2 separate regions of the Homo sapiens genome follow, and region 2 is linked to region 1. A link is a contact called in ENCODE Hi-C or POLR2A ChIA-PET data. All regions are on one chromosome and are shown on one strand. Each heading gives the region's core, a stretch centred on a gene start or an enhancer-like site at or near the end of the contact. The rest is flanking DNA. Distances are from core to core; before and after follow the strand shown. Region 1 overlaps CFAP299 (cilia and flagella associated protein 299). Region 2 has its middle 40 kb from the start of BMP3.

Region 1 (6,980 bases), core at 1,168-3,667:
ATGCCCCAGAGGGTGAAATGTGTCCCCTGAAGCATCATTTACCTTAGTGATTTTATTGTGTGGTGCCCATGGAAATGTTATCTAAAGAATAATGATCATGGTGCATCCTTATTTCTTTTATTAACCCAAATGATACAGTCATCATAAGAGATGAGATAGGGAAGCTATAGGACAGTAGAAATATTTATTTAATGTCCTCAAGTTTATTTTTGCCACATAAAATAAAATTAAGTTTTCCATGGAAATAATGGGTTTGAAAATTTGTGACATGACCTGACAAACTATCTCTGATAAGACAATATCTCAAGGAAAATGATTCTGAGTTCTAAACAATAAACAATTTAATTTTGGTGCATAGCTTATTTCTACATTGAAAGTTGTGTACAATTCCTGCAAGCTCCACTTACAGCTTTAACTCTACTTAAATTCTGTTTTCACAAGTACTATCCTTTCTTCTAATTTAGAAAATTAAATGAAAATAACTGTGGAAAGCAAAGTTAATTTGCTACTAATATACTTTCTTGTAAAATGTAAATTTTAAAGAAAAAAACAGAAAAACAAGTAGGCTTACATAAATACACAAAAGTTATTTCATACTAGTTTAGGTATTAAATTTTGTTAAAAAAGGAAAATATATCTTTTTAGAGGAATGATATAGCAAGTCTTCTTTAACCAACAGGTCAAACTGAGCATCACTGATAATGAGACAACTTGACATTAGGTGCTTCCTGATATGATGCAATATGTAATGGAGAAGTTCTTGTCTAAAAGAAATATTTATACTGAACAAAATGAAGCCTTTAGAGTTATCTCCCAGTATAAAGAAAATACACAGATAAGAGAAATGAGTCAGATATTACCACAAGGAAACAATCAGACAAGTTCAGAATGTGGAACAATCTAAAAGACAAGGGTCCTGTGTTTTTAAAACGTCAATGTCATCACAAAGAAAAGAATATTTGGCTGGGAAGTATGGAGAGAGGTGCTCTTTTAAAGAAAAGGACAGTAAAGAGACACAAGCAATGTAATTTTTATACATTGAATGATGATTCACACAAGTAGCTATAATACATTTTGGACATACTTAAGAAAATTTAAATATGAGCTAAACATTAGATGACAGTAGAAAATAATTATGAATTTTTATCTAAAATAATGGTGATGTTATGTAGGAGGATGTCCTTATACTCATGAGACGCAAGATGAAATATTTTAAGGTGAAATCTGTAAGCTACTTTCAAATAGTACAAACATAGACACAAATAAACACACACCAAAATACCAAAAGAGAATTGAAGCAAGTTTGGAAAAATGTTAACAATTGTTTTGTCTAGGTTGTGAGTATATTAGCCTTCATTGTACTATTCTTTGAACTTTTCCAAAACTTAAAAAAAATTAATAATAAAAAGTTGAAAAAGTTGCACAAAAATTTGAATGTATTTAATGTCACTCAACTGTACACTTTAAACGGTTAAACTGAAATTTTATGTTGTGTATTTTTGACCAAAAATTTTAAAAAGTTGGAAAAAATCTTATGTAGAGTAATCCTGTCTTAACCACAGTCAGTGTCAATAAACTAGAGGTTTTGTGAGATCTCTAATTATTCACTTAAGGTTTATCCAGAGACACAATCTTCAAGGAAACACATTCTAGACAACTAAAGAAACTACCAAGTGATTGCTCTGGGATTCTGACTTTTTCTTTTAAAGCAATGGACCAAACTGTGCATGAATAATTTCTGTCATTAGATGACACAGACAGATACTCTAGTAAGGATTCAGTAGGAATTGTTAGTCCTAGTTTATGGGTTATATGCACAGTATATGGCTTTTGGGATCTCTGCTCTATTTCTGAATTTTCCATGAGAGACAGTACTTAATATTTAGCTTGGAATAAAGAGAAGCTAAAATGAGTTAAGTATTGGAAAATTAAATTTATCTGTAAAAGAATTCCAAGTAGATATTACAAAATTTTTTTGAACCACAGTTCAGAGGATATGAGTAGATTCTAAAAGTATCCTGGGACATAACTGAGGTTCAACAAGTCAGGGCCAATGTTTCCCTAAAGACTTTTAGGCTGAAACCACAATTACAGGTCACTTTTAATTCTGTTCAGAGCTCTTCCACACACAAAGCTGTGGGGACACTATAATTCTTACTCACAGTGACTGAAAATGAAAGCCTGGTTAAGTACAAAGGGGTGTTTTCTGCCAAGCTCAATGAAAGAAGGAAGTGGCAAGGGTGGGTACAGGATGGCCAAAATTTCCTAGTCTTAACTGTGGACAGCAGGATTGCTTAAAGTTCTGAAAAATATTCCTAAATTAGGTCTTGTCACAGGAGACACACTTCTGACAAAAAAAAATATGACCTGGGAAGGATTGGGATATGGATTTGAGGTCAAAAGTGACATCTTTACATGTCAAAGTCTTAAATGGAATAATGTACTGAATTAAAAAAAATAATGGCAGTGATCTCTGTTTGGTCCTGGATTTCTGGTTGTACATATGTATGTGTCTGTATATAACTTTGGTTAAGCCAGCTAACACTTTAATGATACAGGTTTTTTAAGTGTTAAAATGTGAAAAAGGTCTTGTATTAGTCCATTATTATATTGCTATAAGGAAACACCCAAGACTGGGAAGTTTATAAAGAAAAGAGGTCTAATTAACTTACAGTTCCACATGGCTGGGGAGGCCTCAGGAAACTTACAATCATGGCAGAAGGCACCTCTTCCCAGGAAAGCAGGAGAGAGAATGAGTGCCAGCAGGGGAAATGCCAGTTGCTTATAAAACCATCAGATCTTGTGAGAACTCACTCACTATCCTGAGAACAGTATGGAGAAAACTGCCCCCATGATTCAATTACCTTCCATCAGGTCCCTCCCGTGACATGTGAGGATTATATGGATTACAATTCAAGATGAGATTTGGGTGGTGACACAGCCAAACCATATCAGGTCCCTAACCTATAAGGTTGTTGTAAAGAGAAAATGAAATATTATATATAATATAATATTTATAAATGTAATATATAATATTTATATATAATATGTAATATATAAATTATTTAGTACAGTGCTTTAGTTATTAATTAGTACTATGCACAGTAAGTGCTCAGTTAACATCATCATTGTTTTTAAATCATCATCATAATCATCTCAGACTGACGCAGTTCAACCTTGTAACCACGGTATGGAACAACCTGAGGGAGACCAAGGGCTGAAATAAACTCACACGTAGTGGGTGAGCAAAGAATATCATGACTAGGCTAACAGAAAATATGACCTCTAGAATCTAAGATAGCAGTTTAAACCAGAAGTCACAAACTCAAATGCCTAAAAGAAGCTAGCAGGTACTATGCATGAGTAACTCAAGGGTGATGGTGGTATCACTATATGTGGTTAGTGAAGTCTGTGTTAATCTAGTAAAAATATGCCCCATCTGAGGAAGCAGCTGCAGTTTAATTCTGGATGACAGTTGAGATGAGAGATCTTTTTTTTTTTTTTTTTTGAGACAGAGTTTCACTCTTTTTGCCCAGGCTGGAGTGCAATGGCGCGATCTTGGCTCACCGCAACCTCCGCCTCCCAGGTTCAAGCGATTCTCCTGCCTCAGCCTCCCAAGTAGCTGGGATTACAGGCACCTGCCACCATGGCCAGCTAATTTTTTTTTGTATTTTTAGTAGAGACGGGGTTTCACCATGTTGGCCAGGGTGGTCTCGAACTCTTGACCTTGTGATCCACCCGCCTCGGCCTCCCAAAGTGCTGGGATTACAGGCGTGAGCCACCGCGCCCGGCAAGATGAGAGATCTTATAAGTTTAAAGAAAATTTCAAGTCCAAGATATTTTGTGGGAAATTTTTTGTTTCTGAAACATTGACACAATTTTACATACAATTGTGCAGGCCAAATAAACAATTCTGCAGGCAGATCTGGTCCAATGACTAATTGCTGATCTCTGGTTTCTGGCTTTTTACATCATACCTATCTAAGATTAGTACTGGTTCTAAAGATTGGGGTGAGATTGAGCCTCTGGGTTGGGGACAAGTAGACCAGAAGAGTGTTGCTTAATGGAGATATAATACGATATGAGCCAGCAATGTGAACCACAGATGTATTTTTGAATTTTCTAGTAGTCGCATTAAAAACAAATAAAAAGAAATAGGTAAAATTATTTTAATAATGTATTTTATAACTCAAAATATCTATCACATTATTATTTTAACATGAAATAATAATTACTAATAAGACATTTTATATTTTTATGAGAAGTCTTCAGAATCAAGTGTGCATTTTACACTCACAGTACATCTTAATTCAAGGTTAACCATACATCAAGTACTCGGTGGCCATATGCGGGTAGTAGCTACCCTACTAGAGAGCACCAGTCTAGGGCATGCTTCTCAAAATTTAATATTGCTATGGTTTGAATGTGTCCCCTCCAAAATTTATGTTAAAACTGGTGTATTAAGTGGTAGGGCTTTTGGAAAGTGATTAAGTCATGATACTTCTGCCTCAGAAATGGATTAGTGCCTTATAAAGAAATTGGAGGGAACTAGTTTAAGCCCTTTTCTGGCACCATCTTGGAAGCAGAAAGGAGGCCTCACCAAATGGCAATTCTGCCAGCACCTTGGTCTTGGATTTTCCAGCCTCCAAAACCATGATAAATAAATTTCTATTGTTTATAAATTACACAGTCTGTGGTATTTTGTTATAGCAGCACAAACTAAGACAAATAAGCATATGGAAATATTGAGGATCATGTTAATATACTAATTCTAACTCAGTGGTTGGAAGAGAACCTGAGATGCTTCACTGTGGGTTCATGGACTATACTTTGCGTATCAAGGAGCTAGGTAGTTGCGGCAAGTCTCCTTTAGTTAGTAGGTTTTCGCTCAAAGTATTTCCCCCTCTTTCAAATTCAGTGAATATCTGCTGAACAGACTAAACTAATATTCTAATGAACAATCACCATATTCGAATTTGGAAAAGCATTAATAACTTTAAAAATAGGCAATATTTTAATACTATTTGTAGAAACCCTGGGTTCATTTACTGCTTTATTTTTTCCTTTTTAAACTTGAGAATCAGCCAATATGTTACCAGAATGCTTTCAGAAGAATGCACTTAAGCACAGGATAAGTGCATATAATTCTAACTTCAGGGGCTTGGAACGTTAAACATTTTAATAAAACAGACAATGGGACTTCAAGGGAAATTTGACAATAATACCTTTCAAAGCTTTAGTATTTAAGGTCATTTTCTGGTCAAGGGTATGAATATTTCATGGAAGCTCTAAAAAGAAACACAAAGAAAAGTTTTTCATTTCCTCTTGATTATCCTATCTGAGGGATGGGTAGAGCTCTATAGGCAAGCCTTAGATCTTTGTTCAACACATGCATAAACATGGAAATGTATGCAAATATATGCGGAGCTTATAAGTGATTCTACATGGTACAGTTGTCCTTGGGATATAAAAGCTTAAACCAGGAATAGTGTTCTAGAGGTGAACAGTGAATTAGAATGCTGAAGAACTTGTCCTGTCTCATCAGTGTTTCACTTATGAACTTTAGTAAGTGGTTTACTCTTTATCTTTTCCTCTCTCTGATGGTAAGAATAATGCTTGTCATGCCCATATCAACAGGGAAGTGTGAAGGAACTTGAAATTGTAACCTGCTATCCACTTATAATTACTCACAAGTGTGTCAAAAAGAAAGTACTGAATCTTAAAGACATAGTTAAGATGGAAGCTGAATTGAAAAGATTGCCAGTTTGGTCAGGGCCCTTTCTACTGCTACATTTCATAATAGTAGCAGCTGTCTATTGACATTTATATTTTCCACAGTAAAAATGCAAGACCAGATTCTAATCATAGCCACAAAATGTTTGTCTCTGCATAGAATAAAAGACCATGCTAAAAGGTAAGGATATAGAGACTTTATGAAATATTTAATTTTAAATTTTGGCTTTAGTTCTGAATCAAACTAAGTATGGAACTTCATACACCTAAGGGACTTTTTCCCCTAATAACAACTGCCTAACTACCATATGCTATATTAATACTGGGCAGTTAAAGATATAAAATCAAAAGCAAAACTATAATATCCTATAAGACAGTATATTTATGACTTCCAAAAAGGATGGGGTTTATTAAACAAAATACAAAAGCACAAACTGCAGAGGTAAAGTTTAAAATGCATTAAGATGACTATCAGAACTTCTGATTTCTGACCATCAAAATCAATGAAAAAAAAAAAAGAAGAAGAACTACACACAGAGAGATGATATTTTGAAATACACATAAGAGGCAAAGGATTAATCAATATCCAAAAATAAATAAAACGAATCTTATAATTTGCAAGAAAAAGAATAGCTCACTTGAAATAACAGGGAAAAATCTTAATAGGTACTTCACAGAAAGAAAATCTGAACAGCCAATAAAAGATACCCAATCTAATAAATAATCAAGTAAATAAAAATGAAAACCACATTGAGAGATCATTTATAACTCACTACAGTGGGAAAGAACAGTTTGTTAATATCTTGTGTTGGTGAGGATGAGGGATAACCAGATCACTTATGCAGTATTTCTCATGGATACAAAATGATACAACTACTCTGAAAAATAATTTGGTATAATCTCTACACTCTTTTGTGTTTCTGGCTTCAAATTTTCTATAAATGAAAAAAATATTTATTTTGTATTTCTGCAGGAATTTATTTCAAGGTAACCAAATAAGTGATAAGGAAAAGTTTTTCTCTATAGAAGAATTCAAGTTAAAAAATTCAGGATAAATAATATAATTATAGATTCACCATTATTCAACCCTTAGTAAAAACATTTAGGTAGCTTTCAATAATAGATGCTAACACCATTGGGTGAAATTTTATGGAAAATCTTGTAATGAAGTAATTAGACTGACACCACTTGAACCTACTGATCGAGCTCAGGAGATCTAAAACTGGGGCGATAGTCAGTACAGAGCA
Region 2 (6,980 bases), core at 2,933-5,432, 110 kb before region 1:
CTGGTAGGAGATCAATGTGTGAGTGGCTTCAGACGGCTTTGCTTTGCTTTCCAGATGAAAACCTGACAGAGTCCAGGCACCTTGGATACCGCTGTGTGCTGACAAATGACTTGAAAAATGGGGGATGAGAGAGGGTGCTGGTGGGTGGGAGAAGGACCAATCTGCTCCTGGGAATACTTTAGACAAAAAAACTAAGGGCTACAAAGTGACTCTTGAGTATGTGACTTTTTAAAACCCTCATTTATTTTAACTGGAGCAGCTCTTTTCGTCATGAGTTGTTTTATATTTTACTTGATATGCAATGTCAACTACCATAGAATTGGTCTTGATCCTTCTTATTATAAAGGCTAAGTTAGAAATTAATTTCATTTTTAACAATGTATTGGGCAAGCTTATTATGGGAATAAGAGGAAGTGTACTTTGTCCACTCTTTATAGTACTTATTCTTCTTCCTCTGTATGATATTGGAATCTGAGTTATGTGCAGAAACATTTACACTTTAACCTTGGTTTGTACACAGAGAAAACCAAAATTCAGCTTTTTATCCCAGAAGTTAATTTTGCATTCCAAACTTTTAATAGGAGTGTTTTATATTCCTCTGGATAAATCTATTTGACCCTCACAATACATATTTATGTACTTAATTAGTAGACCCTGATTCTGTGATCACTTTTTTTTTCTTTTTGTCAAGACAGTGTCTTTTTACATTGCCCCGGCTGGTCTCAAACTCTCGGCCTCAAGCAATCTTCCTGTGTTGGTGTTGGGCTCCTAAAACACTGGGATTACAGGCATGAGCCACCATGCCTGACCTGTGACCACTTTTTAATATTCTATTGGAGCTAACTACCTTCCTGACAATTCCGGATGAGTTATGTTGGGTGTGTAACATTGGGAAATAGTATATGTATTTCTGACCCTTGATAATTAAAGAACAACAATAAAATGGTATCAGCAGAAAGAAACAAGAAAAAAGGAAAGGGAAGAAGGAAAAAACGAATGTAGAAAAAAGGAAGGAAAGGAAATAGGGAGAGAGGGAGGAAAAATACTGACTATAAGGAGAAATTCATTGTGTGGCTAGGTTAAGAGCCAACAGAAAGTAATGGGTTTCTATAAAAGTAAGAGGCTTAGGTAAATAGAGGAAGCTCATGAGAAAAGGCAAAAGCTCAATTTATGCTCATCTTTTGTTTTATGTTCCTGAGAATCAACACTCTATGCTACTAGAGATTTCTTCCCCATTGAAGTCTTTTATTGAGGCCCTGTCCACTATGTGATTATTCCTTGTTGTTCTGTTTCTCTACTCCTGGTAGAAACAAGAGGGTATTGAGGGATGTCTATGTTCAATTTGCTTAATTCAGTAACTTGCTGATAGAGATCAGGCGTGCGCTCTAGCCAAAAAGAGTGGAATCTGTAATCTTACATAGCAGACTAAAATCACCTCTTTTCTGTATATTGACTGTGTGATCTTGTGCAAGTTATAAAACGTCTCTGATTCTCACTTCCTTAATCTGCTTAATAGGGAAAATAATTAGTTTTTATAGAAGTGTGCTTGAGGGACGTTGTACCAGAGTGTGAGAGGCAGGTGTGAACATCTCTTCTAACTCCATGATCAGAGATGCCACATTCGTAGCTTTAAATAGAAATATTAGTAGTGAAAATATTTACACTACAGAAATTGGCAAAGACTTCAAATCAGGGTTTTTTTTCTTTTCAGAGATTGTTATTAAACATTTATTACCTCTTTGCTTATGTATGAAATGAGATAATAAGTAGGATTTTGCCAATTGTAGGGATGCAGTATATATTTTCCTTACTTCAGCCATCCCTATAGAATATTTGCATCTGAAAACCTTTGATTTTTATGCTTTTAAATAAAATAAAACAAATGACAATAAAATTTTACTTAGAAACTCAATTTCATATTACAATCTCTGTACTTTATGATATTTTATCTGGCTCAGTTCTTTTTTTCTCTCTATCTTTTGACACTACTCTGAAGAATTCAGAAGTTCCGTCACTTTTCTTGAATTTTTCTTACATGATGTCTAGTACAGTGTCCCATGAAGATAATTATTATATTGCATTTTGATGATGATTTTCAGTGTGAGCCTAGATTGTTCAATATTATCTTTAATGAACAGTGTTAAGAGTTAAAAGTTCAATGCAAAAATTATAATAGTTTTCACACATATTAAAGGTGGAAGAAAGTTTTCGTGAGGAAGATGATCTATGTGCTGATCTGCGGAATATGCTAAGATATCCCTGTGAGAAGGGCAAGACTAAAGAGTAAGACAGATGGGTCAGAGAGGACCGAATTGCTAGAGAAAGGGCAGAAACCTGGGATATAGCTGAAAAGCTTTGTGTCAGTGAGAAGTTTGAGGCACAGTTGGAAGAGCAGACAAAGACTACACCTTAAAAGGCCAACAGAGGAGTTTGTACTTCCTTTACCAGACAAGAAAAGGATGCTAGAGTATGAAATAATCAGAGGTACATTTTAGGAAGAATAATTAGGCAGTGTAAACTACGAATTGGGAGAGGAAGGATTGCAGAGTCATATATAAAGAGTATCAGCCTCCCTTAGCCTCAGTTTCCATACCTGGCAACTGTGAATAATAATGTTCTCTTCTAGGTTTATGATGATAATTAGATCAAGCCATGTCTATGGATGGACATGCCTCTGGCATAGAGTAGATATCAAGAGGGCTTTTCTCTCTTTCCAAATTGCTCTTAAATGAAGGGATTTTTAATTGAAGATTGCCTTGCCTAAAGAAAGGGAAATTTTAAATAATTTGACAAAATATAAAGTATACAAGATCCTTTTATAAAATATAAAATATAAAATATGGGAGCTGAGAACATATAACTGGATAGAAAAGATGCCAACAATCTATAGAGAAATTGATGTAAGCTGTTGTATATTTAAAAGATTTAAGAACAAGAGGAGAAAGATGTGTAGGAGGTGGACAAGCTATAGAAATACCATTGTAGGATGCAGGCTCTGATTCTCAGCATTCCAGTAATTAGCACATCTTGACAGGGTGAAAGCGGCCACCCAGTCTCTCTCTTTGAAGGGGCAGAGGTCATTGACAGCTGGTGCTTGGGCCTTTGGGGGAATATTCTGCTTGAGGCCAGCTGGGGGAAATAGATCCCCAGGAAGAGTGGTCACTCAATGATGAGAGCTCTGTTCCTCTTTCTTGTAAACAGTGAACACCCTTGAAGACCCATCTGCACTGTTGCAATACATTCTGCACCTGGGTTTTTGTTTTCTTTGCTGAAGAACAGTCGCCTGGTATGCATCAGGAGTTCCCATCTGTCTCACAGATAGTCATGGAGTTCTTGACTGCATGCATTTTGTCTGAGAATAAGTGGTTCAGTTCATTCCTACTCTAAAACAAAATCTCACCCTGGTCCCAAATCTCAATATTATAAATATTTCAGTGGCAGAATCTGGTTGTAGCAGAAAATGAAAAAATCATATACCTACACAAGACTTAGAAATGGTATCCTTCTTGCTTCGTCATTTAATTAAAGTCTACTACTTCTTCAGACTTCGATTTCAGAATTTTTGGTAAACTGTAGTCTAGGTAAACTGTTTTGGTAAACAGTGTCTAGGAAAACAATATTCCTCTGAAAATTCTAAAACACTTTACATTTGTCACTTGGTGAGAAATGCTGAAATTTGCATTTTAAAATAAAAAAAAATAGAGTGCCAAAAAGTAAAATATTTTCCAATATCCCTTTTAAAAGCCAGAGAAACAAAAGGCAGATAAGTCATGACTCCATAAGCTTTCAAATTCTAATTCTGTCTACTTCTATTTACATTGTCTCTCTGAAGTTTGTACCTGCATGGTTTTGTTGCATACAGAGCATTATACCTTGCCCCAAAGGCATCAACATTTGATTGAGGCATGCACTTTTGCCCTTTCCTCAAGAGAGAGCCAAAGACGTTTCTTGCCATCCCTAGAAACTCTGTCTAGTAACTTATGATGAAAATCTGCCCTGCCCTAATCTTTGGAAGTAGCTAAGCAAAGCTGGGTCCCCTGTTTAGAGCTAAGAAAAATACAATCTAAGGAGAGTTAAGTTGTCTTAACAAACAATAGACTCCAGAAAGTTTTGCTAAACTTGACCACTAGGTGGCAAACTGTCTGGACATAAAAAAGCTGATTCCTGTTCTTTCTTCCTGGTTCTAACAGCATTGGCAGTCGTACAATGTAGAAATCTGATTGAGCATCCTCAGCCATGACACAGTGACTCAAAGTACCTATCCACAGTGAAGGGGGTGTCATTGAAACACTGTTCTAATCAGGTTTGACATATATTGCCCAGTGTGCTTAGATGAACAAAGTAATTACGCGAAGACATAAATGATAGACCTATATATGCTTTACGTAGAATTTTACGTAGTTTGCCTTCTCTCCAAGTATTTTTACTCTAAAAATGGGGAATAATATGCACTTCACAGTATTGCCATGAGGGTAAAATAAAATAACCCTTGAAGGGTTACCTGGTACATACCAGTTCCTCAATAAATATTTGTTAAATATTTGTTCAAAGAATGACTGGATCAGTCAATAAACAAAATAGAAGCAGATATAGGCTTCCCTAAAATGCCTTTACTTGAAGACTACCTTGCCTAAAGAAAGGGAAATTTTAAATGTGCTGTCAAGAAAATAAAGTATACAAGATCCTTTTATAAAATACAAAAATATTTATAGTTTAAAATACACTCTTAAAAAGTTTCTGCTAAAAGGTGACTCACTGTCTGGAAATACTACTAGAAAAGGCTAGGTTATCCCTCCAGGTCTTGGACAAAGGTCTATTGTAAATGTAAGGGGCTGTGGTAATTTGCTCTTACATTTTTTTTTTGTCTTTGAACTATTAGTTTTGTTTGTTTGTTTGTTTGTTCGGTTTTTTTCAGAACACTGGTTGCAGATTGTGAAAAACGAAGTGTAGAATGCTCAGTAGTGTCTAGCTGTTATATAAAAATAAAACTATGGATAATTGGAAGTAGTGTAAATCCATGTCTGAGTATTTTGAACTATTAAATAAGTAGTTTCCATGCTTAAGATAGCTTCCCCAGGCCACATGTGAATGTCAGCCAACCAGCCTCCAGGATTCACATGGTAAGAGGCTTTCATTCTATCATAAGAAAAGCTATATAAATGGAAACAGTAGGACACATACTGAACATGCATTCTTTAGAAACACATTTTCTAAACTCAGTCATGTTCACATACTTACATTTCACTAAGAAAAGTCATTAAAACAAAACAAACTTCTGTACAACATTGTCCCATGTATCTTCACTCTGCAATTTCATTCATTACAGAGAGGGTGCCATTGCAGTATCACTTTTCATGTATTTCAAAGCAATCTCTTAAAATACCTCTCAAGTGAGTCCAAGTAGACATATTTTGGTTTGTTTCTTTGATGACATTTTCCTTTGTTTACCTAACTGCATTTATATACCACCTTATCTATATTTCTCTATGCACCATCCTCGTAAAGTTGGTTCATCATGAAGATGAAGATGCTGAGACTCTGAGGGGTCATTTTGTCTTCAGCCACATAGCTATTATTACTCAGCAATATCAGGATTTTGATCTGAGTCTGCTGATGACAAGTTTAGTACTAACACCACAAGATCTGTGTGGGTCTAGGAAACTGAATAGGGATATGAATTAAATGAGTTTTGGCTATAAAGAGAACTGTTGCTGAAGTCGTATGCTGAATCTAACTACAGATGATAAGAAAAAAAACAAACAAACAAACCAAAAAAATAACAACAGATACTAGGCAGGTTGGGACAAGAAAAAAAAAAGATAGATATTTGGAATAAGATATGAAACAGGAAAAATAGAAGAAAAAATGGAAGGATGTCGGGAGAAGAAAAAGTCACATACGGATTTTCAGATCACTACTCTGGTATCCACCTCGCCCTCTTTCACATCCATAGATCACATAATACATTTATTGTTTCTGCCCTGTGTTTCCAGAGAATATTGTATCTCTCCAATTACTACACTCATCATGTTTTAATTACTATTTAGTCATTTTCCCTGTTATTTAGTAAGCCTCATGGAGGTTGTGTTATCTTTTCATACCTTTGAGCCTGTTACATAATATGTGCTCACTAGATATGTTTTGAACACATTAATTAATAAATAGGGAACAGTATGATATCTCAGACTGCTTGGTTACTACTAAGTTTTGCCCACACCTATTTTATGGGCAAGAAATCTTGAAGCTGGACAATTCACAACTGCAGAGACATGGAATCAATCTAAGTGCCTCTCAATCAATGAGTGGATAAAGAAAATGTGATATAAGTATACCATGGAGTATTACTCGACCATGAACAAGAATGAAATAATGTCTTTTGCAGCAACTTGGATGTAACTGGAAGCCATTATTCCTGAAGTAACTCAGGAATGGAAAACCAAATACTTCATGTTCTCACTTATAAGTGGGAGCTAAGTTATGAGGAAGCAGAGTGGTAAGACATTGGAGACTCAGAGAGGAGAGAGTGGAAGAGGGGTAGGGGATGAAATATAATACTATCTACTGGGTACAATATACACTATTTGGGTGACAGGTACACTAAACCCTTGGACTTCACCACTATGCAATTCATCTGTGTCATCAAAAGCCACTTGTATTGCTAAAGCTAGTGGAATAAAAATAAATAAGTAATAGGACAACACAACAAAAATGAAATCTTGAAGCTGGAAGGATGGCTTGAAAGTGAATTTAAAATGTTTGGATCCTTAAAGAGCTGCTTATTGGGACTGACTAAATATTTGCATCATTAGAATGTGATGTATATTAAACTCCTTTAATGAACAGACAGGATAAATTCCTCATTATTGAATTTTGGAATTTTCTGAATAATCACTGATTGTACTCTGTTTCTTTATGGTAGAGTTTTAATTTTACATAATTGAACATGACTCATGATGTACTCATATTAGAAAGTGAGTCTA

The links. Hi-C counts contacts between places; a loop is a spot of excess contacts on that map. ChIA-PET counts read pairs that join two places held with the same protein, here RNA polymerase II (POLR2A). Pooled maps may share reads with other maps.
Region 2: a map of OCI-LY7 shows a loop between it and region 1 (8-fold over the local background). The contact joins two enhancer-like sites. A Hi-C loop is called at or near these places in 2 of 168 maps with a recorded cell type or tissue (GM12878 and OCI-LY7), 30 of 37 single-sample maps with no recorded cell type and 8 of 50 pooled maps. POLR2A ChIA-PET finds 5 or more read pairs at or near these places in 2 of 52 experiments (GM12878 and OCI-LY7).

Annotation. Positions count from the first base shown.
Region 1 is chr4:80,872,193-80,879,172 of GRCh38, reverse strand. The region is part of intron 4 of CFAP299 (cilia and flagella associated protein 299); the gene reads right to left. Among named protein-coding and RNA genes, the nearest start is that of BMP3, 160 kb to the left of the region's middle. Within about 2 kb of position 2,417, at least 3 of the 41 ENCODE cell types and tissues checked have a DNase peak (open chromatin) inside an H3K27ac peak, as active enhancers do; they include OCI-LY7, where a contact is called at or near this core.
Region 2 is chr4:80,987,278-80,994,257 of GRCh38, reverse strand. No RefSeq gene overlaps it. Among named protein-coding and RNA genes, the nearest start is that of BMP3, 40 kb to the left of the region's middle. Within about 2 kb of position 4,182, at least 2 of the 41 ENCODE cell types and tissues checked have a DNase peak (open chromatin) inside an H3K27ac peak, as active enhancers do; they include OCI-LY7, where a contact is called at or near this core.